Linked DNA regions of Mus musculus: regions 1, 2 and 3 are each linked to region 4. Evidence: chromatin loops called from intact Hi-C (ENCODE). Cell type or tissue: gastrocnemius. All regions are shown on one strand. Links, peaks and the distances in the headings refer to the core of each region. The heading gives the core; the rest is flanking DNA.

Region 1 (7,929 bases), core at 1,508-6,507, 380 kb after region 4:
GAGAACACTTGCCATCCCTATGTCTGGGGCACGGGGTCCTTGATGTACACACGCTCATGTCAATAGTACACCTTCACTCAGACCTTCATCTGATTCCCACAATGGGGGGTGGAAGAGAGTATTTTCATTAAGTGCCTGATGCTTGCTGCACAGTTTCTCAAGCAGCCCTTAGCAATCCACAAAATGGAATTATGTCATCTAGAAGAGTTAACTGCAACCCAGGGAAGCTAAGGGAATTGCCCAAGCCACCATAGCTATTAAGGAACAGTGGGAGGATTAGAAGCTATTGACTCCATGGCTTCTCTCTGGATACTACGAATAATACTTTGTAATCGGTAATTTTCTCATGAGACAAGATACTGTTTGCTCTTTATAAATTGAGGCAAATTATCCTTTATAAGGATAGGCAAATTTACCAGATAGATTTTTTTGGTTCAGGTGGGGCAGTGTTCACCAAGAGCAGAGGTTCTTTAAAATGAGGCCTATCTCCTCTCCATCCAGTCTCCCATCCTTACTGGCCCAACTGCTTTCTAATGCTCTCAGCACCAAGACAGATCACTCTCTTCTACCCAGGACCCTGCCACCCTGTCTGCCTCTGCTTCCCCAGGCCAGCCTGAACGAGCCAGAGACATTAGCCTCGGCACTGAGTTATTTTACAACTGCCTGCCTCTGCTTCCCTCTTCCTTCTTCGGCTTGTTGGCACCCTCTCCCTTTCCCAAGCACTGTTATTCAAGAAATATCATCTGCATATATGGGAATCTCTGCCCTGGCCCTGCATTGTTGATAGCTCTGGAGTTGTTTATAAAAATATCCCTGGCATTCCCTGCCGTCATGCTCTGCATCCTGGCTGGCTTTGCCAGTGTGATAAGAAGCACTTTGTTTGCCCTTCGGGGGATTTCTGACCTACCTCACCAGCTTTCCTTCCCAAGCTCACGTTATCCATTAAAAGAACCATAATAAAAATCACACAGATGAATCCTACCCGACCTTTAAGTATCGTCTGTAGCGCACACTTGAATCTGTAGTACTTCGGGAACTACTTAATATCTGAAGACTGGTTAGCTCAGCCAGTAACTTGTCCATTCAACTTGGAACTAGTTAGTTCAGCAGGAGGCTAAAGAACTCAGGTGGAGGTCTGGTTCACAGAATGCAGGGCAGGGTATCTCCTATTTGATTGGAAATTGTAGTTGGTTAATGTGCTTGTTGGCTGATAAGCTCAACTTCCTATAGCCCTGAGCTTTGGAAGAGAGACCCTGATCCTTATCTCACTGAAAGCAAGTCAGCATCACTCTGCCAGGTTCACTAACCACAGACTTTCAGCTTAACCCAGGTAGCAAAATATAGAGGTACAGAAAAAATAGATCCCTGAAGCACATACACATTTGTAAGAACAGCTCTAAACACGAGCTCGACCTTTAGCTCACCTCTAGGATACTAGGTCTAAGTCATCTTTGAACCTCGAGGAGGGTACCAGTAAAGATAATAGTGGTAGTGGAAAATGGGACCATTTTCATCTAGGCATTTCCTCAACAGTTTGCCAGGCATCTACTGTACCCTAGACATCATGCTAAACACCAAGGAGGCAGGCGGACTGCATACAACTTGATGATGCTCTCCAGGAATGTTTCTGTGACTGAAGTTTGGCCCATGGAGCATGAGCAATGCACTGAATACCACGCCCCACCCCACCCCCATCTCCATGGCAAGGTTAGCAAACCTATCTCTTTTTGTTCTGAGAAAGGCGGGCCATCCAGAGGCCTTTCAGCTTCCTTCTGGTATATCTTTGGCTTGTCTGTGCTATCTTCGCTCTTGCTTTCTCCATCACACCACCGGACATAAGTCCTCCACCTGGGAACTCGACGTATGCCCCTAGTATTTTGCACCTGCTTTCTATCGAATGTCTTGTGCCTAAAATCATGCATTTATCTCTCTTCTTTTTGTAAATACAGGTCTCCTCCGTGAGTTGAACAGTTGTGACAAACTATCTTTCCTGTTAATCCCCCAAGTCTCTCGAGACATATAAGGGGTACAGATGGGGGTCCGTGTTTTCCTGGCGTTCCATTGATGTGCCCTTTTGAATGAAAAGCTTCTCACCTTAACTTTACCAATCCTGAATCTCTCTAAGGCAACTGATGTTTATACTCTCTGTGTCTTAGTAGATTCAGGTTGCCATAAGAAAACTACATAAACTGAGTAGATTATAGACAACAGAAATTTGTTTCACGTGTATTTGGAAACTGGGAAATCTAGATTTGGTAACAGCCTGGGCTATATAGCGAGACTCCGTTCTGAGCAGGCGAGCAAGCAAACAGTTGACTGAGACTAGACTATGGAGGCATGCTTCCACGGAAGTAACAGAGATTCAGGGGTCAGAAGGACCTGGAAACCCTGGGCAAAGATGACTGAGGGAAGAGATTGGTCACATGCTGGCTGTTGGGGGATATTAAGCTGGAAGATGACTTTTAGATTTGACAGAGATCGCTGACCCACAGACAATATCTTCTTTCTGTGTTCTCACATCGTACAGGGGCTAAGAAGTATCTCTCTGGCTTCTTGTCTATGACACTAATGTCACGCCTATGGCCTGATTACTTCTTCAAAGATCCACTTTCAAATGCCACCATAACCTTGGTGATTAGGATTTCAGCGTATTAGCTTGATGGGACAAAACATTCAGACCACAGCACTTCACCACCTAACTTACTCCAAAGATATCAGAGCACTATTCCTCCTGCTTATAGACTCCTGAACATGCACCATCTATGTTTCCCCCTGAGGGTTGTCATAGTTTCCTTTCAAAAGCCACCAGCGATCTCTGTCAAATCTAAAAGTCATCTTCCAGCTTAATATGTGAAAGTGTCCATGAGCTCTCTGGAGTATGGAGACGGTTGTATAAGTCGAAAGCCTCGATTCACTGTGTAGAGGTCATTTGCTTTTCACATCTTATAAAGCACATCCCAGGACCAAAGCATCGGGCTGTTCATTACCACGTGCTCAAAGCCTGCCATTTCTATTTTGCTAGCCGGTGGGTTGCTGCATTGGAGGCTCCTGGCTTTCTAGAATACCACCAAGTAATTGCCTTACAAATCCTGAAGATCAATTGTTCCACAAAGACATATTATGTCTTAACACCGGTGAACATTTTTGTGTTTTTTCAGTTTTGTTTTAATTCCCAAACACTTGTTAGTTTTGCTGAAATCTCACAGGTTTTACATTGGACCTGATTTCTTTTTAGTATATGATATAAGAACCTGCGAACAGACCATAAAGCCTTGAGGCAGGTTTCTACAAGAGAAAGGGGGAAAGATTTTTACTGCTGTCTTTATTTTTCCAGCTCCTGCATAAATAAGGGAAGTTAAGCATACTTCCTGTAGGCTTTCAGCCACAAGGACCAACTCTGAACTGTCATGTTGCCGCCCTCTACTGGTAGCAATGGCAGCTGATCTGCTTTCTAAAGCTAAGGTTGGGTCTTTGGCTTTGAAAACATCAAGAGTTTGGGGGCTAAAAAAAAATGTTTTTGTTTGTCAGAATTTGACGAGCAGAGGCAGATACAATTGGCTCCCTGAAGTAAAAAGCTCTCTTCTGTTTCAGAACCCTTTAGATGAACTCTTCTGTAGTTCTTATAGTCACTAAGTCATAATCACACCTGTTTATATTTGTTTACTGTTGTAGGTCACAGGTCTTGAATTATAGCAGGTGCTCAATTAATGGTCACCAGCTACAGGTATGAGTAAGCTAGCAGAAAAAAACATAGTTTGCATTTTTCATCTTTAGAATTGTTTTTTAAAGGGAAGGAGATGTAGAACATAACTCAATGTTCTTGCTAACAGATTTTAAAATAAAAGCAATGCCTTTCTCCTACAAGTGAGCAGAATAAAATGCCTGGCACTGTTTAGATTGGGGTCATTAGACTTTCAAGCTAATGGCTATACTTTTCATTTCTTTCTTTGAGGTTCTCAGTAATTGCAGGGTGGTTGAATTCTTTTTCTTTTTCTTTTTTTTTTTCCTTTTTTTTTCTTTTCCTTCTTCTTCTAGAAAGCTGAAGAAGGGAAACTAAGTTGCGCGTAGCTGTGGCAATCCAGCAGCCGTGCATGTTCTGCTGGGAATGCCTGCTCTGGGTTTGCCTCCTTCTTCTGGCCTCCTGGAAGCTACAGGCCATGTATAAAACCCAAGATCAGTCACCTGAAACCCTTGCCGTAGACTTGGGCTCCTATGGAAATGGAGAAATCATTAAATGGTTTTATAGCAGCAGTTATGGGGTTGGGCAGAGAGAGGGCTTGGCTGGAGTAGACAAGTCTCCAACAAAAGGGAAGCAACCTGAACTAGGGGTGTAGCTGAGTGGAAGAGTGCTTGCTTAGCATGTGGGCTGCCCCTGGTTCAATCCCCAGCGCCAAGGGCAGGAGGCTGGGAGACAACAAGAAGGTTCCATTCTCAGAGCCTTGGGGAACCATCTGAGGTCTCACCTGTATTCCCAGATTTTCTGGTATCTGTGACTTCTAGTTAGTTCACCTGTTACCTTAATGAAACCAGAGACTATTTCTGTACTTTATATAATAATAATAATAATAATAATAATAATAATAATAATAATAATAAATGTAATATCAGCCAACAGAAAGGGAGATGCCAGGAAAGAGAGAGAGAGAGAGAGAGAGAGAGAGAGAGAGAGAGAGAGAGAGAGAGAGAGAGAGAGAAGAAAGTGAGGGAGGGGAGAAGAAAGAAGGGGACAGAAGAAAGAAGAGAAGGGACCAAAGAAAATGAAGCTGGAGATGTCTTCTGGTTGATAGATGGTGCCTTGCACATGCTCAGTGCATGGTGGGCATCCCCAAAGTCAGACAAGAGGAAAACTGATTTTCAATATTCATTGTCTGGGTTGTTTTGTCTTGGTTTTGCCCTTTTGTTTGTTTGGGGTTTGTTTCGTGGAGTTCTTCTCAGGTGGGTTCTTACTCTGTCACCTTGACTCAAATAGCTTCTGGGGGGAATTATAAATGTGAGCCACCATGTCCAGCCAAAAATCTCCTTTTTAATAAAGCACAGAATTCTTGTTTGGTATGGCAACTCTAGCAGCCCTTTCAGGGCCAACCAAACCTAAATCAGCCACTCAGAGTGCTTGGTCCACTGACCATCAGGAGCTACCTGGAGGCTCCAGAAAAAGCAATTATCTGCCTCTTCTCATATCCACTAAGTCCAAATCTGCATTTTAACAATGCCCTGAGAGGTTCCTGAGTACATCCCACTGTGAAAAGTCTCTGAGATCCAGGCTGCCTTACCATCTCAAACCTCACGGTTTCATCAACACAGTGAAGAAAATAAAGCCAACTAGACTATGGTTGGAACCTGTGAAACTACTAATATGTCACCATTTCCACCTACAGAAACAGTATTGTATTCATATGATTCAAAACATTAAGTAAAGTTGTCCATAGCTGGAAAGAAGGTGAGATGAGTAAAATTGTCTCTAGACTAACTCTTAGTTAGTTAGTTAGTTAGTTAGTTAGTTAGTTGTTAATTTTCAAACAAACTCTCAATGCTTAAAACTCTGGAAGCAAGCCACTATATCTTGGGTAGAAAGGGAGACGTTAATGAGTGAGTTATTCTATTCAATTGTGCATTGTTTCCTTTGAGTCTCATCTGTGCTATTTATTATACAAGATACTGAGGATCCTGAGTCCCCAGGCTGGAGTCCTTGATGGAGAATGAGCTTGGAGGTACTCAGCTTTGCTACTGGCCCACAACATGAGACATCATTACATCCATTCTTTCAACCTACTCTCTCACACACAAAGCCTTCAGAAGGGATTCAGTTCCCTGCAGAAATATGAAGACTAAGGCTGAGAATTTAGCAAATGTCCAAGACCAGCTGGTGAATGATGAAATTAAAGATAGAATCTAGTCCAGGTTTCCTAACCATGTGGTCAATGCTACACTGTATCAGCATGGCATGTGGAGCCCACAGATCTACTTTCCTTCCTTACTTTCTTTCCTTTCCTTCTTTCTTTCTTTCTTTCTTTCTTTCTTTCTTTCTTTCTTTCTTTCTTCCTTCCTTCCTTCCTTTCTTTCTTTTTTCCTTCCTTCCTTCCTTCCTTCATTCCTTCCTTCCTTCCTTTCTTCCTTTGCTTTTCTCTCTTTCTTTCTCTCATACTTTCTCTCTTTCTTTCTTTCTTTCTTTCTTTCTTTCTTTCTTTCTTTCTTCCTTCCTTCCTTCCTTCCTTCCTTCCTTTCTTTCTTTCTTTCTTTCTTTCTTTCTTTCTTTCTTTCTTTTTTTCAACTGCTTCATTCTTTTCTAATCTTATCACCCCCTTACTCCTTCTGACATCCAACTCTAATTTGGTAAGCAGTTGAATCACACAACAAATTGCTTAGTTTGGAAAGGAAGGACTGCTTTTTATTTGGATCAACTTGGTAGTATCTCCTGGGTTACTGTAAAAGAAAATATTATGGCCCTTGATGAGTATTTTATCACCTATCCAGTTTCAACTTGTTCTGGAAATTTCGAGTGCTTTCTTCAGCTTCTTGACAGCGTACTCCCAAGCCTGGAATCCAAGTTGTGTTACAGTCATTGCTGAAGGCCAACAGTACAGAGTCTGCACTTGGGTGCCCTAGCATTGCACAGCACAGATAGGCTACCTATCAAGCCTTAATGGAAAAATACAAACCTGCTATAGTTGCTATCATTGAGGTCTTTGCTAGGTCTGGCATCACTGCAATGGTAGCAGAGACTGCTGCATCCACCCCACCCCCAAACTCACCCCAAGTCTTCCTCTCCACTGCAGGGTGAACTGGTTCCAAAGACTCTCAGCCTTTCAGCACTGGCTCTCTTTACCGTAAGTCCCTCCTTCTCCATTTCCCTTTTCATTTTCTTTCCCAATTTTCCCTCCACCCCAATTCTGTGGTGATGCAAATTGAATTCAGGGTCTTGTGTATCTCAGGCAAGCATTTTACCACTGAGTTACAGCCCCAGTATTTTTGTTTGTTTGTTTTAATTTGATTCAGGATCTTACTAAGTTAACAGGCTAGCCTCAAACACACCGAGGCCCAAACAGGCCTTGGGAGTTACTGCTTTTCCTACCTCAGTCTTCTAAGTGACTGGGATTACAGGCATGTACAAAGAGACACACTTCTCACCTCTTCCTCAGTGGAAGGAAGCAGCCCTGCATGTAGATTAGGTAAGATAGACAAGTCCTATATTTGATAGGCAGCCCCCATGGGTGATTCCTTTACTCCTCGGGCAGGTTTATTCTAAGGTATTAGCTCCCAGAGTTTCCCTAATGGGATGAAGTTGTATATGGCATCTCTCATGTTAGGAACGGGACTATTACCTATTTCATTACTTTTGAACTCAGTGATGTCTCAGCCCCGTGCCTACCTCAGCTTCCTGATTGGCCACTTCCTGCATCCTTTTACCTGCTGCTTTGGGGCTCACTCTGGTGACCCCATCCTTCTGTATCCTTAGTTCTGGCTTCTAGAGACCCTGATGGTAGCTCAATGTTATCAAGTATACTTTCCTAACATACTTGGGTCCTGGGTTTGGTCCTCAGCCCCCTGTCCTTCAGAAAGAGAGACCCTGATAGAAATCTGGGCTCAGATGAATACATTATCAGACATGATTTCTACAACTGCCTTCCTCCTTGCCTTCCCCAGACGTTGGAAGAGCTTTTGCTGCCAAAATGACCTGGCAAGAGCCTCAAAGATGCAAAGAATCCCAGGACCCAGAAGGAGAGTCTTGCTGGAGCCTCAGAATAAGCCAGCACATGGAGACTCAGACTCCATGGAGCCCTCAAAGATTTCCTGAAAAGCTTCCTGACTCCTTTGTTTCTTGACAACTGAGGGAAGTGGGTAAACCAGTGAAGACTCTTGATCCAACAGCTATTAAACAGGCATCCTGTAGGTCCCCGAGATCATGCACATTCACAAGCAGACAGAAAAAAG
Region 2 (7,929 bases), core at 1,200-6,199, 190 kb after region 4:
ATGAATATAGAATAGTCTATGATCACACAACCTGCGACCCCTTGGACAAACATACAGTAGTAACTCACAAGGCTTCATCCCCCTCCCCTAGCAGCTTCCTTTGTAGCTTTTCTGTTTCCCCCAGAAGCCTTTGCGTGTCCCTCTCATCTGCCACCACTGGGATAGATAGAGTTCTCCCACTCTGGAGCAGACAGAACACAAGCTACCAGTTTTGTTTTGCTAGTGGGGAAACCCAGACACAGACTGCCTATGGCTTTCATAACGCACAGTCTCCAAATGCGCCCTGGCCTCTGGTCTACCACTTGTCTCTGCTATACCGCATAAATCACATTCTAAAGGAGACAGCTGGCACTGCTCCTTGAAGGAATGCTGGGAGTGCCACTGGGCTTCGATGAACCAGTCACTGGGTACGTAAGGTGGTGAGGGTGACTGTGAGGACCCTGCTAAGCTGAGGCCTGCTGCCTTTGTGGTGTGCAAGCTACCATCTCTTCTTGCAATTGTCCTTGGGTTGCCTTTGTCATTCATTGGTTCCCTTACACCTTGACACTCCAAGGGCTCACATGAGAATACAGCATCACCACCCCCAGAGAACATGTTAGAAATGCAGACTCTCGAGCTCTACCATAGCACAGCCAACCCAGATAAGGCATCACTGCATGATTCTCAGGAGAGCCTCTTGTGCATCCAAATTGAATATAGTACTGCTCTCATGAACACAAGGTGTGTTGAGTAGTCAATTCAGAATGTGAGATGCTGATAAAATATCCATACTGGCTGCTTGGTTATGATTACTGAATTGCTTCAGTCTTTGATTGTCTACTCAGGAATTCTGCCAGGACTGAGTCCTGGTGCCTGGCATACAGTAGTCTTCAATAAATATTTATAGGAGGAACTGAAGATAAATTATCTAATAAATTGGTACGTTCATAAAGTCTCCCCTTGTTCCTACTGTTTCTTTCCTCTGGAGAGTTAGCTGAATTTATACATGGAAAAAAATAGAGAATAGTGCCAGACAGATACCAAGCGCCGGGCCTGTACTAAGTGCCCTATTAACAGGGTGTGGAGGAGCTGAATTCATGCTGGTGCACTTTGACTTTAAGAGGTCATACATAGCCTGGGCCACCTTGGAACTCCGTGAGAAGGTCGGCTAGTTGAAGGGAAGGAAGAAGACTACACTCCGAAGCATATACTAACGCATAGAGAAATTATTCCAGAGGATTCCAGGGAAATGATTAAGTGTCCAGGAGAGGTGGGTTGACAGGTCACTGGCTGTGGTATGTAAACTATGTTTGGCATAGTAGCAAGAAGCAAAGTACTTCCTCCTATCTGTGTCTGCCTCTTGTCTTACTTTTGATATGATGATAAGGGAGACAGGCTAATGAATCATGGTGGTGGACAAGGGCCTGACAGACAAGCTTGATCAGTCCACAAAGACAGACACTTTAGGTTCAAAGAGAGCCTTAGATCTTAATGAGCTTCTCTTGCTAACCACCTCTCCTTGCCTTTGCCTTGCTCGTTCCCATCAAAGCCAGCTTCCTCCTTGACTTCACCCTGACAAGCAGGAAGCTTTCCATTGCTCTGTCATAGGATGCAGGTTCCCTCCCCACTGCCAATGCTGCAACCCCAGGTGTGCTGGGGGTCTCTACCTCCCGCCAATACTCCCCTTATTTGGCAGCTAGATGTTATTTTGATATTTAATTTTTGTCTATTTAATTTTGCAAATATACTAAAAACTTCCATCAGGTCAGGGTCTATCTATATCATGTATTTCTTTGAGATTGCCCATTAATGCCTAAACATATGTAGCATGTGCTGATAGCATGTACAAATAGAGGAAAGAAAGCTAAGAGGTGACAGACAGTTTCCCCGTGGCATTTAATAAAGTAGCAGAGCCTCTCTAACAACCTCCGCATGCAGTGTCTTAAGCTTCGTTTGCCTCTGCTAAACTTAGATTTAGCAGTTGTTCTAGAAGATTGAGCCATCTCATTTTCTCTACATTCTTAGGGCTCACCAGATCACAAAGGAAGCATTCTCTGGGGCAAGTTTTAAGTTATTGTATCATTTCTGTATCACAAATACTTAGTGACTACTCAATAATTGCCAAGGACTATGTTAAATGTTTAGCCACATTAATCATTATGACAGCATGACGGTGCTGGCACATAAGATCTCCTCCTGTATCAAGAAACAGACTCAGTACTGGTCACTCAAGGTCACAGAGTCAGGAAGCATGTGAGCACTTACCTGTGATCCTCCTGTCACCAGGCATCTTCATCTTTGGGGAACTACTGGAAAGATTCTCTAATAGATCGGTTATCTAACGCAATCAAATCTACTCAGTGAATATTGTACATAGGAAAATTCTACCTTTAGGGTAATCCAGCACTGGCTATAAAACATACTCTCTAGGCTGGCTTTTGGCATAAATGTCAAGGACAAAATAATTTTTTTCTCTGATTAAAAGAAAACGTTCTCAGTGGCAGCTATTAAATTCTGCAACTAAAGAAAGAGGGCATTCATCCACACCGGCTCTCTTTGCTCCTTATTCACAATGCTAAGCTCCTATTAGTTGTAAAAAAACAAAAAAGCATTTTTCAACATGTAAATATAATACAGTCCTGCCCAAAACAATGTTAATTTTTTTAAAAATTATGTATTTTCTTAATACATGAAGAAAACCAGCTCTACACTTTGACCCCAGGCACTGAACCATCATTTCAAAAATGTTTCAAAGCATTCTTGTCCCATTATTTACTCTCTAGATATTCCTGTTTTTTGTAAGAAGTGTCAGTTTGAAAATAAGAAAAGAAATCCAGATATGCATTAACAATAATTAATATTGACCTTTCAAGACTAAACGGTTGCATCTCCTTATCAGACTTCGCCTTTTCCCAATGAACAGTCAGACAATTTTTGGATCTTTATCCTTAGGCCTGCACGGCCCTGTCCTCAGATCCTGGGAAGCAGGTGAGGTCCCAGGACACTCTCTGAGCCCTGGCTGCCTGTGAAACCATTTCACACACTCAGCCTCATGCCTCACGACTTGTGTGGGCAGCATTTGGCCGTCTCTCTATTTACACAAACTCCCTAACGGTCTGGCACCACTGACGTCTCAGAGGGAGGCACAGTACATAGAGTGTTTCACAAGAAAATCTTTAAACAAAAGGAATTAAAGAAAATCCCTGTTTAATAGTGAGTTTTTAACCAAGCTCCTAAATTCTCGAGAGCAGTGAAATATTAACTTTCCCCAAGTGGGAACACAGAGCTCGCCTTGTTTCTCTTCATACTCTTGGGTCACAAACCCTCCGGAGAGGAGCGTGCTCCTTCTTAAGAACCTACTGAGATTCCTCATCAGTAGTGGTTGGGAAAGCACAGGATTTGGGCTCACACAGATCTGCGTTCAAATCCTGTTTTCCACCCTCCTCGTGTCTCAAGGAGTTAGTGTATAAATCAGGGATGAAAGTGGTAATGACCTCACTGCTCCTGGATTCTGCAGCAAAAGGTGTCCGCTCAGAGCAAGCACGCAGTGTGGGGTGGCTGAAATACAATCAGCCTGCTGTCATCTGGACCTTTGAAGGGACCTTTCTTCAGCAGAGAGCAGGAAACAGTGACAAAGGTCAGGAACCAGCCCTACTCTGTGCCTCTGGCTCTGGTTTAGTGCCCCCTTGTGGCTACCCTTCCTAGCCCTCCTTCCTTGCCTTTGTGGTAAACCAAGCAGTACCTAAGTCATTCAGGGTCATTCCATCAGAAGGTGCTGTGGGGGATCTGCATTACAGAGTCACTGTTTTGTGCTGTCTGCTAAAGGCTGAATTAGTGTGATCAACTTGACTGATCACACCCTCTTCCACAGCACTGTGGGTCCCAAGTGACTTCTCCTTACTGCCTCGGCATGAAGCAAGGAAAAACACACCCTCCGTCAGTACCCTGTTACAAGCCCAAGAGGGTTCTAGAGAATCCCAGGGCAACCATTTTTCTTGCCCATGTCCCAGAGCCATGGTGGCATTCCACACAAGAGGCCTGCTTTGACCAGGAGCAGGTAGCAACTCTAACAGCCTGCCACATTCCCCACTTCCAGCCACAGCCATTTCCTGTGGCCAGCACGCTCCCCGCATGGTCTAGAAATCCTTTGCCACATGGTTCCATTTGCCTGTACGTTCAACCTTGATTTTGTGGCATGTACTCGTTTTGGCTATGTAAGATGTTGACTCACTAAGGTGACACGATGTCATTTCTGCATCAGTTTCCATGAAATAACATATCATATAATCATGTTGGGGGGGGGGAGGTCTCACTACAAAAAGTTAAATTTTTTGATTCTTTTTTTATTAGATATTTTCTTTATTTACATTTCAGATGCTATCCCGAAAGTTCCCTATACCTTCCCCCCACCCCCCGCTGCTCCCCTACCCACCCACTCCCACTTCTTGGCCCTGGCATTCCCTTGTACTGGGGCATATAAAGTTTGCAAGACCAAGGGGCCTCTTTTCTCAATGATGGCCGACTAGGCCATCTTCTGTTATATATGCAGCTAGAGACACAAGTTAATTTTTAAAAAAATGATTGGAAGTTAAATACAATTGGTGGATATTCAATCATGTGTCTAATACAATTAAATGAGAAGCCATTTTATTTTAATAGAATGAATAAAAACTTAAAAGTATACACTAAAAAATCAAAAATAGAGTTTGTTCAATTGTAGAATTATAACTGTAGAATTTTTTCCCCATCTCATTTGCTTAGGTGTTTTAACTAAGATATGTTCTTCAGTTTTTCACTCAGCAAACACTTGTACCTTCTAAGTATCAGGCTTGTGGCAATACCAACATCACTACAAAGCCAACTTAGCCTGAATGACCCCCACAATATAACAATGGTACTCAACCTGTGGGGTCATGACCCTTTGACAAAACTCTGTCTCCATAAGTATGTAAGTATTTACATCATGATCATAACAGTAGCAAAATTACAGTTATGAAGTAGCAATGAAAGCAATTTTATGGTTGGGGGTCACCATAACATGGGGAACTGTATTAAATAGACACAGAATTAGGAAGGTTCAGAGCCACTGAACTGGTAGAGTTCACAGAGATCAATCAAATAAGTATACAAATTCATCCTTATAATCAGGGACAAAAGCCACAAAGGGAGGACATGGGGTACCAAGAGCAGTGTAAGAGAGGGTCAGTATCTCTGACTGGTGGGCTAGATTCAGAGAAAGCACCCTAAAGAAATAACATAGGGCACCAACTATGGACAGAACTGAGGCTGAAGGGAACTGAGGAGGAGGAGGCTCTGCAGGCAGGGGACCAGTACAGGCTCGCTCGGTTGGGGGCTGCCAGTGCAATGACCACCCAGGGATGAGCATCTGATAGATGGATGGGCATAAGGCAAAAAGCAGTGGGGACTTCTGTAAGAGAAGTAAGGGTTTCTGCCTCTGTTTATAACACAGTGGTAAGCGTAGAAGCAGGGGGTGACATGATCAGGGTTGGCCACAAGGGTGACTGTCTGCTGGGCAATGTCAAGGGATCCAAGCAACCAACCAACCAACCAACCAACCAACCAACAAACAAACAAACAAAAAGGATGTAACACCAGGCAGTGGTGGCTCATGCCTTTAATCCTAGCACTTGGGAGGCAGAGGCAGGTGAATTTCTGAGTTTGAGGCCAGCCTGGTCTACAGAGTGAGTTCCAGGACAGTCAGGGCTATATATACAGAGAAACCCTGTCTGGGGGGGGGGGGGGGAAGGGGGGAGATCCAGACTGAGACTCGGTGGATGTAGCAATGCTGGCTGGGGTAAGACCTTGGAGCCAGTCAGGGCTCTCTCCCTTCTCTAGTTTCTGCTGAGAACAAAGTGAACAGCAGTGCCTGGGCACAGAAAGACAAATTCCACTGGCACAATGTTCAAAATGCTATTTTATCTCAAAACCTGGAACCAGTGCTTTGGAGAACAAACGGCAGGTGTATTTACATTAAACATGAAACCCCTTCCGTCCTGTGTTTGTGAAGCACACAGTCTTTTCTTCCCAGCTTCACTGGGGGTTGCCATCTACTATCTCCAATTACCACGCTGCAGTACTCCCCCCCCCCCGCCCCGTCCCGACAAATCTCCTCCTCTCCTCCCTTACTCCTTTCAACCCTTTTTGCAATTATATGCCAGTTGCTTCTGCACCCACAGAAGTATCGGGGCCCCCACAAAGCTCTTCTTCTCCCCTTCCCACCACAATGGTGTCCAGATCACAGGGATCAGGTTGAAGTTATTGTTCCTCCTGAAAGAAGGTTTCTGAGAGCCTCTCACGTGAACATCTCAGCACATCAGGGCAAGGAAAATGGGGGTGGGGGAGCTTCTTCTAGTGGTGGAGGTTAGGAATAGACTGGGGATAAAAACAACCCCACCATTCTAGGATGTTCCCCCAGAGAACGAGTGTGCAGAACAGAATCAGATTCCTAGAAGAACACATGTCTCATAGAGAGGGATCCCATACTGTTTCTTACCAAACAATGCCATTAAGGCATAATCCTTCCCTGGGTATGACTGACTCACTCACTAGCACATTACAGGGTGCTTAGTATCTTCAGTTCTACTAAGTAACAAGTGCCAGGAGGAAACACTCCTCACACACCACACCCTCTGCTATCCACTTCACCCTGCACACCAACTAGCAGCGTTTGTCCCGCTTCTGCCTCAGACTGGAAGCTGTGCAGGAATGACTGTACCAGTACTCAGAAATGTGGTGTCAGAATCAAAACGGGATTTAAAGTCTGACTTTGCCACTTGTTAGTTTAATGAAGATGTGGGCATACCACTCAGCCCTCAGACACTCTATGTCCTCATCTTTTTAAAAGAAGATGTTCACATGGGGACTAAATGAGATAGCCACTCTCTTGCACCTGGTGAAGGGGAGGGGGCATTCTGGTCCAGTTCTCACTGTGAAAACACTGCCCCCCACCCCACCTCCACGATGCTTAGCAACCTGCAGAGGCTCACTTAGATCCAGCTGTTCTCCCAAGCTGGGTTCCTTCATCTCAAAATGTGCTCATCAGCCCTGTTGTACAGAAGCAACACTGGGAAGAAATCAAGTCCACCTAGGACAAATGAAGAGCGAGAGGGGAGGAGCCAGGGCAGATTTCAGCCAATGTTTCCTCTAAAGGTTGACTGTATCGATCACTTCTAAACTGACCTTTGAGAGAAATTGCCCTTTGTCAAGGAGAGAGGAGGACCTTGAGGGTCCTATATGAACAAAATATTTGGTGCTTGACCAAAGCAATAGAGCAATCTGGAAAAAAAAAAAAAAGATTTGTTGACTAAACTTTTAAAAGCCTTAAAAGTCATGCAAAGGTATCTTTACTATCTACAAAGAGATTTCTGAGTTTTCAGTTTCTCTTTTACTCTCTCCTTTCTTCCCTCCCTCTCTCCCCACCTCCCTTCCTTCTTTCCTCCATCCTTCTATCCCTCCATCCACCCCTCCTTCCCTTCCTCCTCCTCTCCCTCCCTCATCTTCCTCACTTCCTCCTTTCCTTCCTCCATCCCTCGATCTATGCATCTACCCATCCCTCCCTCCTTACCTCCCTCCTACTCCTCCTCCTCTCCCTCCTCCCTCCCATCCCTTCCACCTTCCCTCACTTATTCGCTCCACCTCTCACTTCCTCCCTCCATCCCTCTATCCCTCTATCTCTCCATCACTCTGACTTTAGAGAAGTCAGTTTGAATTCAGCACCCAGGCATGGGCATCCTGCTTTCTTTCTCCTCTTGGCAGCATCTCTTCCAGGGAGCTCAAGCCACAAAGACACCCAGCCAGGCGATCTGAACTCTCAGTGTTGGGAATCATCTCTCTCTGTGTGGCTGGACTGAAACTACACTTATTATTTATCTGGACTAAAAATCCTGTGTTAATAAAGTGATTTCCCTTCTGGTCCCACCATCCTGAATC
Region 3 (7,929 bases), core at 1,743-6,742, 400 kb after region 4:
TCTTTTCTTGTCTCTGCCCTCTTCCGTCACCCTGTGATGCCCTCTGTTATGTCTTGACACATAAGGAGGGCCTTCACAGACACCAAAGTATGAGAAATGATTTTCTAATCTATATAAAAGAATAATAGCATTCTGTCTGCAATATTCTGACATACTTTCCAAACTGAGGCTCCTTAAGGGCAGAGACTGTGCCTGACTGTAGTCACTGTTGCATCCCAAGACGGCACATAAGTATCTGTAGACTCAAGCCAGGAAGGAAGGCAACATCTCAGTGGTCTTTGAGAAAGGATTGCCTGGAATAAAAGGAGGGGCAAGTTGCTGTCCAGTGAGCCAGCGTCCCAGCACACAGTAGCTATTCAGTAACTGCTCATTAATTCATCCCGCCTGTTAGGATAATTAGAATGCCTAGGTTTCCACCTGAGACCAATACTTACAATTCCACCCCCCCAGAAGAGTTGTGCAGATCTTCCCTTGGACTTTGATCCTCCTTTTGGCAGCACCCTGCACTGGCCTTCAGGGAAATGAGTAATGAGAGATTTTGCAAGCAGGAGAGGGCCTGGGCCAAAACCAAAGAGGAGGGCCAAGTCCCCTTAAGGAGAGGATCCTGAAGCGGTTGAAAGGAACTAAAGCTATACTCAGCTCTCCCTTGGGTTTGTATAAATCCTTTACTTTTTAGTCTCTAAGAAACTAAGGTCTTTGGAACCATTAGAGACTTCCAGGAAAAGAACAAATAATGGGGAGATGGTATAAATGTATGTGTGGAGTGAGTCGTGAAAGGCACTGGGGTCTGCCCACAACCAGGCTCCTATGTGCTGCTGGAACACATTAGCTAGGCATGCTAGAATCATGCGAAGGCCAGTTTGGGGCCAAACCTAAGGTCTAAGGCCCCCACCCTTCACCTCCATCTCCTGTTCCGTCTGTAAGGAACACTGTCCATACCCTAATTCACACGGCGCCAGGCTTTTGGGCTCTCATCTGCCTACACATTCTGATGCCCAATTTCTCTGTTTCTGATTGGCTCTGCATCCTAAGGCTTCTTCACAGACAGCCCTTGGGCCCCTCTGTCCACTGGATTCTGCTGGGACTCAGCCAGTGGGAGGCACTAGTGTGAAGTGGAAAATAGGGCCAGGGAGGGAGGCTGGGGTGTGGTGAGCATGTGGTAAGGAGTGTGGCTGCTAGGACTGGGTTCAGTGCAAAGGCCTGGAAAGTGTGGGGGCTGCTGGGTAGAGCTCAGTACTGATAACCTGAAAGTGAAAGCAATGGCTCCCAGAAGTACTTCTTTCCTGGTGAAGAATGACCAGGAACCATTTAGGTAGACTTGTATACAGCTTCAAGATGGCAGTCTGGTCCCTGCAATGCTTGTACCTAGGTGTGGGACCAGAACTGTTTGAGCAAAGGAAAAGCATGTCCAGCCCTTCTAATTTAGCCCACCAGGTGCACAATACCTACATTGATGCTGCTCAGAAACTGGGCATCTGAAAGATGCATGCCTGCCTGATGTGCTACCTGGCCTCCTAACTTTAGTTTATTTATTCTCTAGATGAGAGCCAGGCTTCTCTTAGTCACTTAGGAATATAGGGGTCTCACACACACAGACTGCATTTTACGGACTCCCAAGCACTGCTTGTGTGTTTGCACAATCCAAACACAGGACTGTGCAAGGCAAGGCTCTCAGACTGGCTATGACGGCTCCTTCCGTGGACGCTCCTGGGTATGCCTAAAGGAACGTGACTGGGCTGCAGGTCTTGGGGGGACCAGTGAATATGACGGGGTTCACTGAATTTCTTTGCTTGAGCACCCCTGGCAATTGCATTTGTTCTGAAAGTATCTCATGGTGTTGCCCAGGCTAAACTCACACTCATACACAAATTTCCCGCCCAGCCTCCTTGGTGTTGGGGTCACATCATGAGCCATCACACCTGGCTGTACTTTGAGGATCTCTCTGCTGCTCACATGACTTTTGCGTCTATGAGGGAATCAATGGCTCTATTCTTTCTAAATATCTTAATGACCAAGGAGTTGTTTTTAGAATGTTCCTTGGCATATGTATTTCTGGAAACCTAATCCTTACCTTAGCCCATGATTCCAAGAGAATTTTTAACAATGAAGAAAAGAAGAGGCTACATTCTTGGCTTCCCTGGAGGTCAAGATTTCAGAGAAATTAACTGCAGAGACGGGAATGTGTTCATGCTCTAGCTATGAGTTTTGTTCTCAACTCACTAGCTGTATGTCCTTGACCCAGGCATTGTCTCTAAACCTCACTTTCCTAATCTGTAAAATGGGGCTATTGCACTCATCGTATATTAGGGATCTAATGAGAATGGACGTGGAGTATATGTGAGGCCTCAATGTTGAACACAGTGTAAATGCCCAAAAGAAGCCTTTTTTAGAGCCATGGAAAAATATCACTTTTCCTAGGCATATTTTAACTCCAGTGCTTGTTTCAGGAGAGAAGATGGAGAGAGAGAGAGAGAGAGAGAGAGAGAGAGAGAGAGAGAGAGAGAGAGAGAGAGAACACAAACAATCTGGCTTGGAAGGGAACTTACTCTTTGAAGCTGACAAGTGTAATTTGTCTTGAGACTGCCAAGCGCTAGGGTTGAGCCTTCGTGTGGGAAAGAAGAGACAAGCAAGATTAATCTGGGGCCTTCATTACTTACTCCATCTGGCCTGGTTTGGCACAGCCCCTTCCCTCTATAGGCAGATTATTCCTTCAAAAGCCTCAGCAGAGGGCTCTCTAATGGGTTCTGACATGGCAGGAATGGGGTTCACACAGCTCTGAGATAAGGGCCCAAGACGAGGCCAAAATGCTTCCAGCACGACAGCCCAGATGCTCTGCCACAGAAGGCAGAAATGCACTGAAAAGGAGCCAAGGCCTCTGGGACGGGTGAAACCAGGATCCCAGAAGCACCTGGTCTCCACCCTGGGGAACAGCCGGAGCCGCCTTGTGGGCCGGGCTGGTGACATGGCTTACCTGACTGGGATGTGGTCCAATGACCACAGGCACTTGGTAATCTGGTTTTACAGTCACACTGGGGATAAAAGAAGTGGCTAGGAAGAAGGTTGGTTTTAAAATTTTTCTAGCAAAAACTTTGTGGATTTTTCCTCACACCCTCATCCTTATGCGTGTGGTAGTGGTGTGGGGAGGGGGGGGAGTACTTACGTAATCACATATCTGCAAAGCAGGCAGTGTTAATATTGGGGAGTGGGGGTGGAACAAGGAGCTTGCCCAAGGTCACATCTTAGGTGACTGATCCAAGACCACATGTGAGGGTAATTGGTTCAGTCTATACTCACTGTAGCAACTTCCACATCTCAGGCAGAAATTAGAAATTACGAGTAGGGAGAATCTTCCACGGCCCCCAGAGGTAGCAACTCCATGATCTGACCCTTGTCTTCTGAGACAAGCTGGGGCCAGAGGTAGGGGGTGGGGGCACTTTTGAGCTACCCTCAGATAGATGGAGTCCTCAAACCACACAGAAAAGCAGATGAATCAATCAGGACTTTGCTTGTGTTGGAGTTGGACACGTCTGTCTCTGGAACAAAGGCTCTGCTCTTTTGAACACACACACAGTTCTGTTCTGAGAGCCTTCACTGGTGTTCCAGGGCTGCAAAGGGCAAAGTCCAGCTCCAACCGGATAGCTCCCAGGGCTGGAGTCTTGTTTAAGAGCCTGGGCAAACCAGAGGCTATACAACACTGCCATCTCCTGGGAGCAAGGGCCACTCTGGTATGCAGACAGAAATCAGCAGAAAGCCCAGGACTAGATGAGTGAGGCAAGAGGCTGCTCTCTTCTTTTTATGGAGATTTCTGTGGTGACACTGTGATCAGCACTGCCTGTGTTTATCCACGGGCTAGCAAATCTCATGGAAACCAAAAACGTCCAAGTCAGATATTCATTCTTTTTGTTTTCAACTGACAAATATCAACAGAACCCCTGTTTCCTATGATGCGCTGTTACATGCTAAACGCATTGCAGCATGGCTGAGGTGAAGCTAAGTTAAGTAGTTGTCAGCAGGCACAGTGAGTCGTCATCTGTGTAATTCTAGCAGTCAGGGAGAGATCATGGCCAACCTAAGGTAGGTTCTAGGGCAGCTTGAGACCCCGTTTCACCTACCGCTTCCTGGATAAATGACTTCTAAGTTCCTGAAGCTCATAGCTGAGTGGAGAAGATGGACTATAAACAAGAAACAGTCTCACTGTGGAGGGCTTTGTTCATCTTGATTGTGGTGGGCTCATGGGGAAAAGCTCAAGTAGGAATCACCATGGGGGAGGGGAGACCCTGCACAGTCAGACAGCTTGGGAAGCCTTCAGTAAGAACATGACCTATATCCAGACACTTAGTCACACGGTCACAGGGTGAGTGGAAGATCGGATAGTGTGAAGGCTCTGACACGGGGATCCTGGCTCAGCACAAGAACTGGAGAAGATTTGTACGGTTGATCATTGAAAAAACAGGAAAAGAGATAAGATAATACGGAGTTCACAGAGGGCCTTGCCCTACCATGATTAAGTCTTTTTTAAAAACATGTAACAAAAACTCATCACAAAATAGTTTTAGCTCAAAAAATAATGCACTGATTTCTATAACTCTAAATTCTGGTGTTCAAACTTCAAGCAAGGCTAGATCCAGGAGCTTAGATAGTGCCACTAAGACTTTCTTTTTCTACTAATTAATTGTCTCCATTTGTTTCTGTATTTCTTTTTCTGTTTAGTATGTAAATGCACGTGCATGTGTGAATAGATGCCATCAGAGGTCAGAAGGTATCTGATCTCTGGCATCCCCTGATTCTGGAGTTGCAGGTGGTTTTGAGCTGCCCTGTGTTGTGCTGGGAAGAGAACTCAGTTCCTCTGCAAGAGCAGCAAGCAATCTTAACTGCTGAGCCATCTCTCCAACACTGTCTCTCTGTTTCTTAGTTAGACTTATTCTCTCTTTCATTAACAGATTCTGTTGGTCTGGTAAGAAAACTGTCACTGATATTTGCCAGGCCTCTATCTTTACAATCTAAGTATGATCCAAAAGGAAAAGAGATTTATCCTGCTATCTCAAAATGGGAGGATAAAAATGAAGGACAAAGTATGGCACTCTTTGGTTCATGTACATACCTGATGAGCCAATGTGTGTGGTGGGTCATCAAAAGGGACGAGGTCTAACCTGAGCCATGCTCCACCCCTCTGACTTGTGTATGATTGAGAGTAAAGGCAGGAAAACGTGGGTGCTGTGGCTGACGATAGTCTTGGGATCATAAGACTTGGGGAGGAGTCTCCACCAAGACAAAGCAGGCGGACCGCAGAAGAGAAACTGGTAAAGATGGGCTATACTTGTCGCCTGACAAAACAACAGTGACAGAGTTCTGTGAAGGGTTATTATACAAGAAGAAAACAAAGATTGAAAAAAAAAAAAAAAAAAGACCACACAGGTGTGACCTTGTACATCTTTAAACACAACTTTTGCTAGGCAGAGGCAGACAGATTGTGTCAAGGTTAGGCCAACATGATCTTACACGGTGAATTCCAGGCCACCCAGGACTACAAATTCATAGTGACCCTCTGTCTCAACACAGACAAACAAAGACCGTACTGGCTATTACAAGACTGGAATGGAGGGAGCATGGAAGCAGAGAGAACTTCAGATTCTAGTTCAAATCAACCATCTCCTTCCTACCTAGGGATTACACAGAAACACCCAAAAAACTACAGTAACTGCACTTTCTGAGTATACACGGACCTTGGGCTTAGTCCCCAGCGCCACACACATACAGAAGACCAGAGTAAAGCCATTTTGAGCACAATAGAACTTGCAGGAAAGTATGAGATGTCTTCATGGACCAAAGACAAGGAGGAAACAGAAAGAAGATGAGAGTTAAGTGTGTGGCTGATGCTGCAGTTAGCTCCTTGGCAAAGTCTTCCAGCCTCAGATGGCCATGATGCTCAAATGGTTAACAGTCATGTGGGAGAGGGAGACAAGGTCCAAAATGTATCTGAGGATTTTCCTCCTATTACTTGACATCCACACACAACAGGGCACTTCAGCAGTACTGAAATAAGGAATAAAACACTGAATGAATATGTTCAGAAACACTGAATTATCTAAATAAAAGAATACATCCTTTGCCAATTAAAGGTCATAGGTTACAAGTGTTTGCCCTGGCCTGGACTTTGGCAGAAAATGTCTTTATAAACATGGGTTTGTCTCTAGGGGTACATTGAGATGGCCAGTGAACTAAAGGCTTCCATTGCTCACTGCAGACAGAGCAGCCTCTAACTATTGCACACAATTTTTATACTGTTATTTGCTATGATGATATATTATTTAGTTTTTATTACTTTTTTTTAACAGCCCAGTCCTTACTCCCTTCCTGGTCTGCTCTCCCACAGTTCCTCATCCCATTCCTCCTTCCCCCTTTCTCCAAGAGGATGTCCCCACCTCCAACCCCACCACCCTGACAGGCCTCCCCACTCCCCGGTGCTTCAAGTCTCTCAAGGGTTATGTGCATCTACTCTCACTGAGGCCAGACCTGGCAGTCCTCTGCTGTATTCATGTTGGGGGACTCAGATCAGCTAGTGTGTACAGCCTGGTTGGTGGCTTAGTGTCTGAGAGATCCCAGGGGTCCAGGTTGAGACTGCTGGTCTTCCCAAGAAGACCCAGAATTAAACCCATACACCTATGGTCACCTGATCTTTGACAAAGAAGCACTCAGTTTTGAAATGCAGGCTCCACCACCATAGATAGGAATTCCATTTGGACTCCAACAAACCTGCTTCCTCTTGGGGGAGCCCAAAGTCTAGAGCCCTAGCTTTATTAAAATAAGAGCTGTACAGCCACAGAAGTCAGATGTTTAAACCTTGATTATATGAAATGTCCATCAGAGACAAACCCGTAGTAGGGATGGAAGTAGCTTTGTGAACCCCAGGAGCCCTGCCCTGCTAAGAGCGGAGAGTGACGGCTAAGAGACGCCATGTTTGTTGTGACAGTGAAGAAAGTGATCCTGAACTGGGTAAGAGTGGACGCGTGCCCACCACTTGTGACTATAATAAACTCTACATTTTAAAGGGCTGACTTTTCTTGATATATGATTGTATCTCTGTTTTTGAAAAGGAGCTCTAGATTCGACTGCCTGCCTGCCAGTCAGACCCACAAGTCACACAGCCTCTCCGAACCTCAGTTTCCTTTTAAGGAAAATAAGGATAGAAGGCTGAAAAGTTCTCTTATGGAGCATGAGCAAACTCATGTAGCATGATACTTCTACCTGTGTGGTTTTAACATGCAGAGTTACAAGGTCGTTCCCCAAGCAGGCCGTGACAAGAATAAGACCCACTTTGGGCTGGCTCAGCAGTTCAGAGTACTTGCTGCTCTTGCAGAGGACCTGGATCCTGTTCCCATCATCCCTGTGACAGCTCAATTCTAACGGACCCAGTGCCCTCTTCTGGCCTAGGTGCACACCAGGCACACATGCAATACAGGTAGACATGCATGCCTGTGAAATAAAAACAAGTCTTTAAGAATAAGACCCACTTGAAACACAGGGGACACATGTTCATATGCTTAGGATTGGTCACATCAGACACATTATATAACTGACAGAAAAAAAATTAACCACATTAATCAGGACTTGTCCCAGTCTGTGACTCAAGCTCTATGTGCCAATGGCAAGCAAGCCAGGACTTAGCTAAACTATCTGGAACATTTTGTTCACAAGTTAAGTTTTACAAGAGAAAAATACCTCAGCATGAAGTGGGGAAAAAAGGCTTTATGACCTAATAGCAATGTGAAGTATATCATTTCCAGCCATATTTAATCTGTTTTCCTCTACATCCCTAGAATGACTCCTGGCATTGGAACTAATTATTACAGCACAAAGGTGTGGGTAAATTAAATATGAGTGAAGAAAGTGATGGTGAAACCTGGAAGAAGAGGAAATAGGTTAGGAGGT
Region 4 (7,929 bases), core at 1,997-6,996:
ATTCTGTTTGGTCCCACTATGTAGTTATGGCTCTGGCTTTCTCAGTAGTGACATCCCAGTTTCCCCCATTGTTCTGGGAAACCCAGTCCACCTGCACATGGACTATAAAGTTGAATCAGCTCCAAAATAGCTGCAAGCTCTAGGGTTTTCTCACCAACATTTCCATCCTCTCTCATACTTTATAACCATCCAGTAGACATGAACAAACTGACAGCAACTCCATTTTCCTCCCAGACATCCATACTTTTCTGCATCGTTAGTAGCTGAGACAAAGATCACAATTTAGTAGACTGGCCTCGGTCACTGAGCAACGATTGCAAATTCATTTTGCTTCCTGGGTGATTCCAGTGAGACAGAACAGTTTGCTCATTGCTTCCAATAAACCTGTGTGCCAAGACAGTTTCTGTGTCTATGGACTTCCTGGGGAAAAGGCTCTTTTCTACAGGAATGACTGTGATTGGTTGTCTAGCCCTGTGCCTCTGGAGAGCCGGCAACACACACAGCAGAGCACCGCTGTGCAGTGACTACAGGTGCTCCTTGAGGGAGGCACTGGTGCCTGTCAGGAACTGTCAGACAGCTAGGCTTATGTATGATGGAGATAGTTTCTGCTCGAGAGACCATGATCAATAGAATCCACCGTCCTAGGCCTTCTACGTGGGGACCTGGATATTTGAAAGGTGACTGAATACATTAGAGCCAATAACTTCTATTTACCACATGCTGGGATGTCACACAGGTCAGACTTAAAGTTTTCATCCAAGGTAAAGCACCAGGGAGCTTCCTTCTGGTTGCCAGGGTTGCGGCAGTAGGAGTGGCCTCCGTTGAGCTCCGGAAAGCGCAGAGCAGTGAAGCTGTGTGTGTGTGGGTACTGAGAATTCCATGGCTGGCACTGGCGTCCAGACTTGGTCACACTGACGGTTCCCCGGTAGTCTACACCCGTGCTATTGTAGCATTTGTGATCTAAAAAACATAAAAGAAGTCCAGAGTGCTAGTAAGAAACAGAAGGGGATTTGTCCTTCCTAGCAACAGTTTGGGTGTGGGGAGGGGCGGGGTGGGGCAGGCTAAGCACCTGGAAGGTCTTTCTCCAGGCAGATTAGTGCAGGGGTGGGGGTGGGGGGCTGGGGGGGGGGAAGGGAGGGGATCTGTATGCTGGGCTTGGACTCAGGGCCTGCCTTGTACTTATATTCCTGGGAGGATTTAAAGCTTATGCTTCAGGAATAAAATGACTTTCTGCAGTGTTTCTAACTGGGGAATACAAGAAGAAATGGGATTGGGGAGGCAGCTGGGGCACAGGAGGGATTTTTCATGGGTCAGAAGTTAGTGGTTCAAGGAGGATTCAAGGCAAACTTTTTCTTCTATTCCAACTGGGGGTGTCTAGAGATAACTTATGGGAAGTCTACTAGGGGCAGCCTGTGTTTCAAGTGGGAATTGGGTTGTTTGTGCTGATGACGTGGGCCACCCATGAGAAAGCAGGCTCTCTTACATGGTCCTTCAGCTGGCCACAGGGTAAGATAGAAATGTTATACACTAACTCCACAAGTGGCATTAACTACCAAAGAGAATTAATTCTAGATGAACGGCAAACAGGCAGAGGGACAACCTGCTGTCTGGAGCGGGGACAGGACAGAGACAGGGACACACCTTCATGTGTATTTACCAAGTATGGTCTAGCCCACACAACATGAAACATGTGCACACCTGATATGAGCACACCTGATACCTTCCCAGGGCTATACAGCTTCATTCCTTTCTATAACACTCCTGTTATCTTCAAAGTGAACTCCACATCCATCAGACAGTCCCTCCCACCACCACAGCCTCAGAACCTCAAATATACTTCATGTCTCAATGAATCTGTCCATTCTGGACACTTCATAGAACTGGGATCATGCAGTGGTTTCTTGTGTTAGCGTTATATTTCCAAGTTTCACCCAGTTGTGGCATATGTCTGCTTTTCATTCCTTTCATTGATGATATTTCAATACGTGGACATACCATCATTTGTTTTATTAAAAACAAACAAATAAACAAACCCAACCAAGCCACTTATTTTGGGACAAGGTCTCTACTATCCCAGGCTGGTCCTGAACTCACAAACTCACAATGTAGGGAAGGATGGCTTTGAACTGATAATCCTCATGGCCCCATCTTGAGTGCTGGGATTACAGATATACATCACTCAGTTTATGTGATTCTGGGAATGAACCCAGGGCTCTGTGCATGCCCTCCAAACATTCTACCAACTGAGATACATACACCCCCAGCCCCTTTTGTGGATAGTTCTACCACAAACATTCTTAAAACCAATTTATTTTTATTTTTATGTATTTGTGTGCTTTGCCTGTATGTATATGTGTGCATTGCATTCATGCTGGTGCCTATGCATCCAGAAGAGGGCATTGGATCCCCCAACTGGACTTAAAGACAGTTGTGAGCTGCCAGGTGGGTGCTGGGAACTGAACCTGGGTCTTCTGGAAGAACAGTAAGTGCTGTTAACTGCTGATAATCTCGCCAGCCGGCATTGTGATTATTTTTATCTGAATTTCCATTTGAAGACCTGTTTCTAATTCTTTTAGTTATAGGTTCAGGAGTGGAATTGCTGGGACATTTAGTAATTCTGTGTTTAAGTTATTAAAAAAAAATCCTGTATTTTTTTTTTTTTAATTCTCTTTCCATGAAGTTTCGTTGAGGCAATTCTATCTAATCTACCGCAGAATGCTCAGGCACGGTATACGGCTCACTAGAAGGTCAGTGGTCAGTGGGTGCTGTCGTTGTCCCAGTATGAACAGTTACTGTGTGTCAGGGCCAGGTTTCACCACTTACTTTTATTTATAGGATCCGCCATGGGAATGCCAATCCGTATGCAGTTTGCAGCTTCCGGGCTCTCTGGCTGGGGGAGATCCTCACAGTTTGGTAACTTCAGCCTCATCAAAATCATGGGATTTGATCTGGCAAAAATGTACTCTGTCTGACACAGGACATTCTCCAGCACTTCACATTCATCACGACACAAGTCACGGGGCTTTGGGACAGATGAGGTTTCGTCACAGTACGGGAAGGCGTAGTGGCACAAGGAAGGGATGGCGAACTGAGAGCACTTATCAGATAAATGGCTGGAGGTGCCAATCATGGTGAAGGCAGCTGAAAAACAAACAGAGCTATTAACTCCCAGGGGCCAGGGTTTATCTCTGCCGTGATCCAGTCAACAGATACCAGGGAGAAATACACTGCAGGGAATCTGCTGGGCTGAAGCCCACAAGGCCAAGGGAAGGAGATTCATTTCAGATGTCTAAGCATCTCACTTTCACGGGCTTGAAAAAATCATTTTGACTACAAAGTTAGAAAAACAGGATTGAATTACATATGTACCATTTCCTAATAAAAAGAATTAATTGGGTTAAAGTACAATATATTTTTCTTTGTTTTTTTCTCTCTACAGAGAGAGTGTTTCACCCTGTACTTTTTTCTTTTTCTTTTTTTTTTAATTAATTTTCTGAGGCTCTAAGACATCTGACAGCCCAAGGTCAGAGCTTGTTTCAGGCAGGGTTGAGCGGAACATAGCACTGCGTTGCCTGATGGCAAGAGTTGTTGGGTGGCTTTGTATCATTTGCTTCGTTTCATCGTGCCTTGAATACTGTCTATTCCATCTTTGGAAAATGACGCGATACACCAGAAGACCACAGTTCAGTTGTCCCAGTGTGCATCTCCATATCTTGGGGTCTGTTAGCCTAACCTCACACTGCACAGGGCATTGTCCCAGTATGTGTTGTGGGATCTCAGGGTCTGTTAGCCAAATCTTACACTGCAGGGCATCTATCCCAGAAGTGCACCAGCCCTGTAGGCCCCCCAAGAGGCTGGTTACATTGTTTCACAAACTGAGTTCCTTGGGACCATTAATCCCACAGTTTATCAAGGGCTTCTGAGAAGGGCCACAGAGGCTAACAAGTCTGGGAAACGTTGGGTCAAAAAGAATGAAATGAGTTTTCCAAAAACAAAATGGAACTATAATACTTTCCAGCAAGCTGATACCCATGGAACATGTGCAAGAGAGGGCTATTATACATTGTTTACCAAATATTTATATCAGAATGCCATTTATTTAATGTGTATCCTTATTTTAAAGTGTGTCCAAACGCTCTTATACTGGGTAGAAACCCTGGGCTCAGTGGCCCCTCTCTGTCCAGCCTGTGTCTACTCTTGTTTTCAACCTCCACCCCCGCAGCCCCCCACCCCTGAGGGCTTCAGCAAAAGCCACTCCACTTCCTGTCCATGTTTTGGTTCAACAGTTCCCCTCAGCTGCTTCTCAGTTCTGTCAAGTTGCTCAGAGAACAGAGTTTCTGGCCCTTTCTCTCTCCCATATTTCTGTCCTGGATTGGTCCATATGTCTCCTAAAATCTTCAAGTCAAAGTGGTGCATGATGGCCTGCCCCTCCCCCCAGTCTTGTTAGGAAGTGTTTCACTTTGGGGCTCATGGAGAACAGCAAGTCTCTTGATGTTGTCTCTGTAACAACAGCTCTGGGATCAATGTTCTAGTCCTTGTTTGTTCTAGTCTACACCATGCTGCCTCCAAACGCAAGCTCTGTGAGGGTAGAGACACACCTGGCTCCTTCACGCCCTCATAGTCCCGAGTGTCCAGTCTGGTCCCAGGGTACCGAAAGCACTCAGGAATATTTATTGAGTGTTTGCACGAATGTGAGACTTCTCGAAGCTTCCTTTTCCTCCAAGGCTAACCTCTAATAAATTATTTTAATGTAAATTCCAGAGCACAGAGATCACATCTTATGCCTCTTTATGGTCCCACTCCCAACCCTAAGCTTAGCCTAATTCTCTGTCAGGAAAGAAGCCCAGAAAAACTCCTGGCAAGAAAAAAAAATAGTTAAGGAAGGCTAAGTATCACTTCTTTGATGTTACCTACCTGTGATCTGATTTTCTATTTCCCCCTGCATATGCAAAGACTCCATATACACAGTGCGGTTGCCAATAAATCGTGCACATGCAATGCCTCGGTACGGCTGACAGAATCCATCTTCTTCATACTCATCTCTAAAAACAAAGCACAATGATTCTTAGAACAGAACTACCCTCACACACTACTCACTCTGGCTTTGCAATGCTCTAAATGGTCACAAGGGGGCGCAGTTGGGCACCATATAATGAAGACTACATTTACAGACTTTTTTTTTTTTTTTTTATAAATTCAGTTTTCAAACATCCCTTAAAACATCTGTTGGTCACGTTGGTCAAGTTTCCTACACCCCCAGAAAATCATCCTGAAGCGCAAAAATCATCCTTAAATATGGGAAAGAACTTTTATTTTTGCAGCTGGTGGTGTGCTGGAAGATGATGTAGCCCTGTGAGGGAAGAGGAAGCAAGCTGGAAATCTGGGCACATGCGCTACAGTTTTGTTTTGTTTTGTTTTTCTAAGTGCAGATTATTTCTGCTCCATTTGCTACAAAGGCGTGCGCACATTAGCCACAAGATCCACACCAACTGACATGTCAATTAGGAGATCCACAGGGTAGGAAGCTAGTATGGCTAGGAGGGAGGATGGGAGGGTTTCCTGGCTCCTCACTGGGTACAACTTGTCCTGTCTATCTTCAAGAAGCCAGAGCAAGCCACAGACCAAAAGACTGGAGACCAGCCACTCCAAAGAACTCCGAAGCAAGCATCAACAGACACTTTACCTCTCTCTGACCGTTAAAACTTTAAAAAAAAAAAAGGCCATAAGATTTTTGCTACTTTTAAATTAAAATAATAAGTGAACAAGGGAAGTGATTTTATCTTGAAGACAGGGGACGCCAGGCAATGACAAGAAAGCTGTAGTGCCACAAGTCATAGGACAGGAGACCAGGATCCAAGACGGACATCCCACTCCTCAATGGGGATGCACAAGACACAGGGCAGAGCCAGAGGGTAGAACAACAGATGTAGGCTCCCCTGAAGACTGCCTGCTACATCTGTGAGTTCACCTTTACCCCAGTTCTTCCCCTCTGGCTGATGTCAACACCCGTCTCCACGTATCACCCATTTGCCTTTCTTGACTTCTAAGTTAGAAGACAGGGTACCAAAATATTCTTCTTGTGCTCTCTAGGCAGGCTGGCCAAGACCTGTGCATCATGGTCCTTTGCCTTTAAAACAGGCTATAACTGGCCTCTTTGCCCTATAGGTATAAGCTATATGACCCCATCAAATAATATAAAAGCTTATTATTTGTTTGTGTGTTAATTTAGCAGTGCTGGAGATGGAACTAGGGCCTCATACAAGCCAAATGAGTACTTGCCACTGAGCTATGACCCCAGACACATTGATTTTGTTTATGACTGGTCTTTATATGTTGTCCAACCTCACTTTGAAGGTGTACTAGTTCTACCACAGTCTCTCAAGTGGCTGGGAGCTACCATGACTGGCTGCTAGAGAAGTCCCTTGAGACTGCAGAGATAGCACATAGCTGTCACTAATGTATTTATGGCAAACTTAGAGGACACTCATTCAAAAGGAAGACATTTGCTAAGTGCTTAATTTTTCTTTTCTGTTTGTTTCTCTTTCCTTCCTTCTCTCTCTTCCTTCCTTCCTTCCTTCCTTCCTTCCTTCCTTCCTTCCTTCCTTCCTTCCTTCCTTCCTTCCTTCCTTCCTTCCTTTCCTTCTCTCTCTCTTCCTTCCTTTTTTTCCTTCACTCTCTCTTTCTTCCTTCTTTCTTCCTCCCCCCCCCCCCCACTCTCTCTCTTTCACTATGGCCATGAGCAGAGCTATGTAGCTAGGTTTTGCTACCTACAGGTTTCCTATTCCTATGAGACTAGCAGGCTGAGGGTAGCCGCCAAAGGAGTGAAAAGCCATGAGACAGGATTCTCATTTTCTGCAGCTTCCTACACCAAGTCCCTAGACTTGAAGATGAAGATGAACTGAACGTCTTAGGTTCATCCTGAAATAGTTTGTAGAGCAAAGCCTTGGAAACTTCAAACCCATAACAAAGGAGCGTACCGTTTGCCTGACAGGAAGACCTGTGACTCCAGAGCTGCCCAGCCCCTCACGCACCCTACGTGTTTACTGTCAGAAATCCTACAGTAATGATGGAAGCCCTTTTTTGGCTTAAATCTTACCTGGGTTGTAAAATTAACCCAACTTTTATTGGGTAACGAATACCATAAACCTATAGGGAAAAGAAGGCTCTGGATGACCTCAAGTTGCTTTCTGGAAACCGAAGTAGAGACCAGGGTCTGCCCTGACGCACACTGTCCCTGCTACCCCAGGCCTTGCTCTCCTGTTCCCCCACATTAGTGGAGCCAGGATGTTTAAAGCATCTTTGTGAGAAAAGTTTTCCCTCCCTATGTTAAACTCTTAAGGTTTTCATTTATATCTCTTGGGAGGACAAAATCTTGGAACTACCCCCAGATATAAATCTCTAACCCACTGGGAGTTCCTATAGTTTATGAGTGAGGCTTAAGCTAAACTTCTTACCACTTTTCAAGTTCAAGACTCCTAAAAGTACTAAATATTTCTTCTTTTTCAAACTAAAGTGAGATTCAACTGGTTGGCTGCCCATTTCCAATCACCTGTTCACAGTTGCAGGTGTACTGGATTTTATTTTTATTATTATGCCCAGAACTTCTGCAATTTTGACCACTCTCTCTGGGACAGAGATTTCTTAACGAAAGAAAAAACAAAAACAAAACAAAACAAAAAAACCCCAAACCCAAAACAAGCAAGTGAGTATGCATTGCATCTGAGCAACTTTCAGCCTTGGCTGTATGTTAGGCTTTCTGCAGAAACACTTGAGATGGCTCAACTGCTAAAGCTGCTACCTACAGGCTGGACCATCTGAGCTCTGTCAACCCTTGGAAACTCCCTGTCTCCACCATGTAAGTAGAAGAAGAAAGCTGATATCACAATGTTGTCCTCTAACAACAGAAATGTGGTAGCATGCCTACCCAAG

Evidence for each region. A loop is a pair of places that touch in the nucleus more often than their neighbours do. Peaks named below come from ENCODE experiments on the same cell type or tissue, not always from the same donor. Only the 100,000 strongest peaks of a DNase experiment are listed, where the experiment ranks them.
Region 1: a loop joins it to region 4, with 7 times the contacts of the local background. A loop is called at or near these places in 21 of 42 quality-filtered maps.
Region 2: it touches region 4 in a loop (4-fold over the local background); 19 of 42 quality-filtered maps call a loop at or near these places.
Region 3: a loop joins it to region 4, with 5 times the contacts of the local background. A loop is called at or near these places in 5 of 42 quality-filtered maps.

The regions. Positions count from the first base shown.
Region 1 is chr4:100,024,316-100,032,244 of GRCm38, reverse strand. No RefSeq gene overlaps it. Among named protein-coding and RNA genes, the nearest start is that of Gm35701, 67 kb to the left of the region's middle. In gastrocnemius, for the core only: a CTCF peak has its summit at 3,418 (motif pointing left); a DNase peak (open chromatin) is centred at 3,418; H3K27ac peaks cover 407 bases.
Region 2 is chr4:100,210,216-100,218,144 of GRCm38, reverse strand. The region is part of intron 1 of Ror1 (receptor tyrosine kinase-like orphan receptor 1); the gene reads right to left. Among named protein-coding and RNA genes, the nearest start is that of Gm12701, 95 kb to the right of the region's middle. In gastrocnemius, for the core only: a CTCF peak has its summit at 3,676 (motif pointing left); DNase peaks (open chromatin) are centred at 2,191, 3,032 and 3,650.
Region 3 is chr4:100,004,288-100,012,216 of GRCm38, reverse strand. No RefSeq gene overlaps it. Among named protein-coding and RNA genes, the nearest start is that of BC062258, 78 kb to the right of the region's middle. In gastrocnemius, for the core only: a CTCF peak has its summit at 3,703 (motif pointing left); DNase peaks (open chromatin) are centred at 2,813 and 3,678.
Region 4 is chr4:100,404,926-100,412,854 of GRCm38, reverse strand. It overlaps Ror1 (receptor tyrosine kinase-like orphan receptor 1), which reads right to left. Exons shown (of 9, transcript NM_013845.5): 5 at 4,915-5,042; 6 at 2,824-3,141; 7 at 715-960. Among named protein-coding and RNA genes, the nearest start is that of Gm35760, 15 kb to the right of the region's middle. In gastrocnemius, for the core only: a CTCF peak has its summit at 5,108 (motif pointing right); DNase peaks (open chromatin) are centred at 5,122 and 5,503; H3K4me3 peaks cover 427 bases; H3K27ac peaks cover 2,055 bases.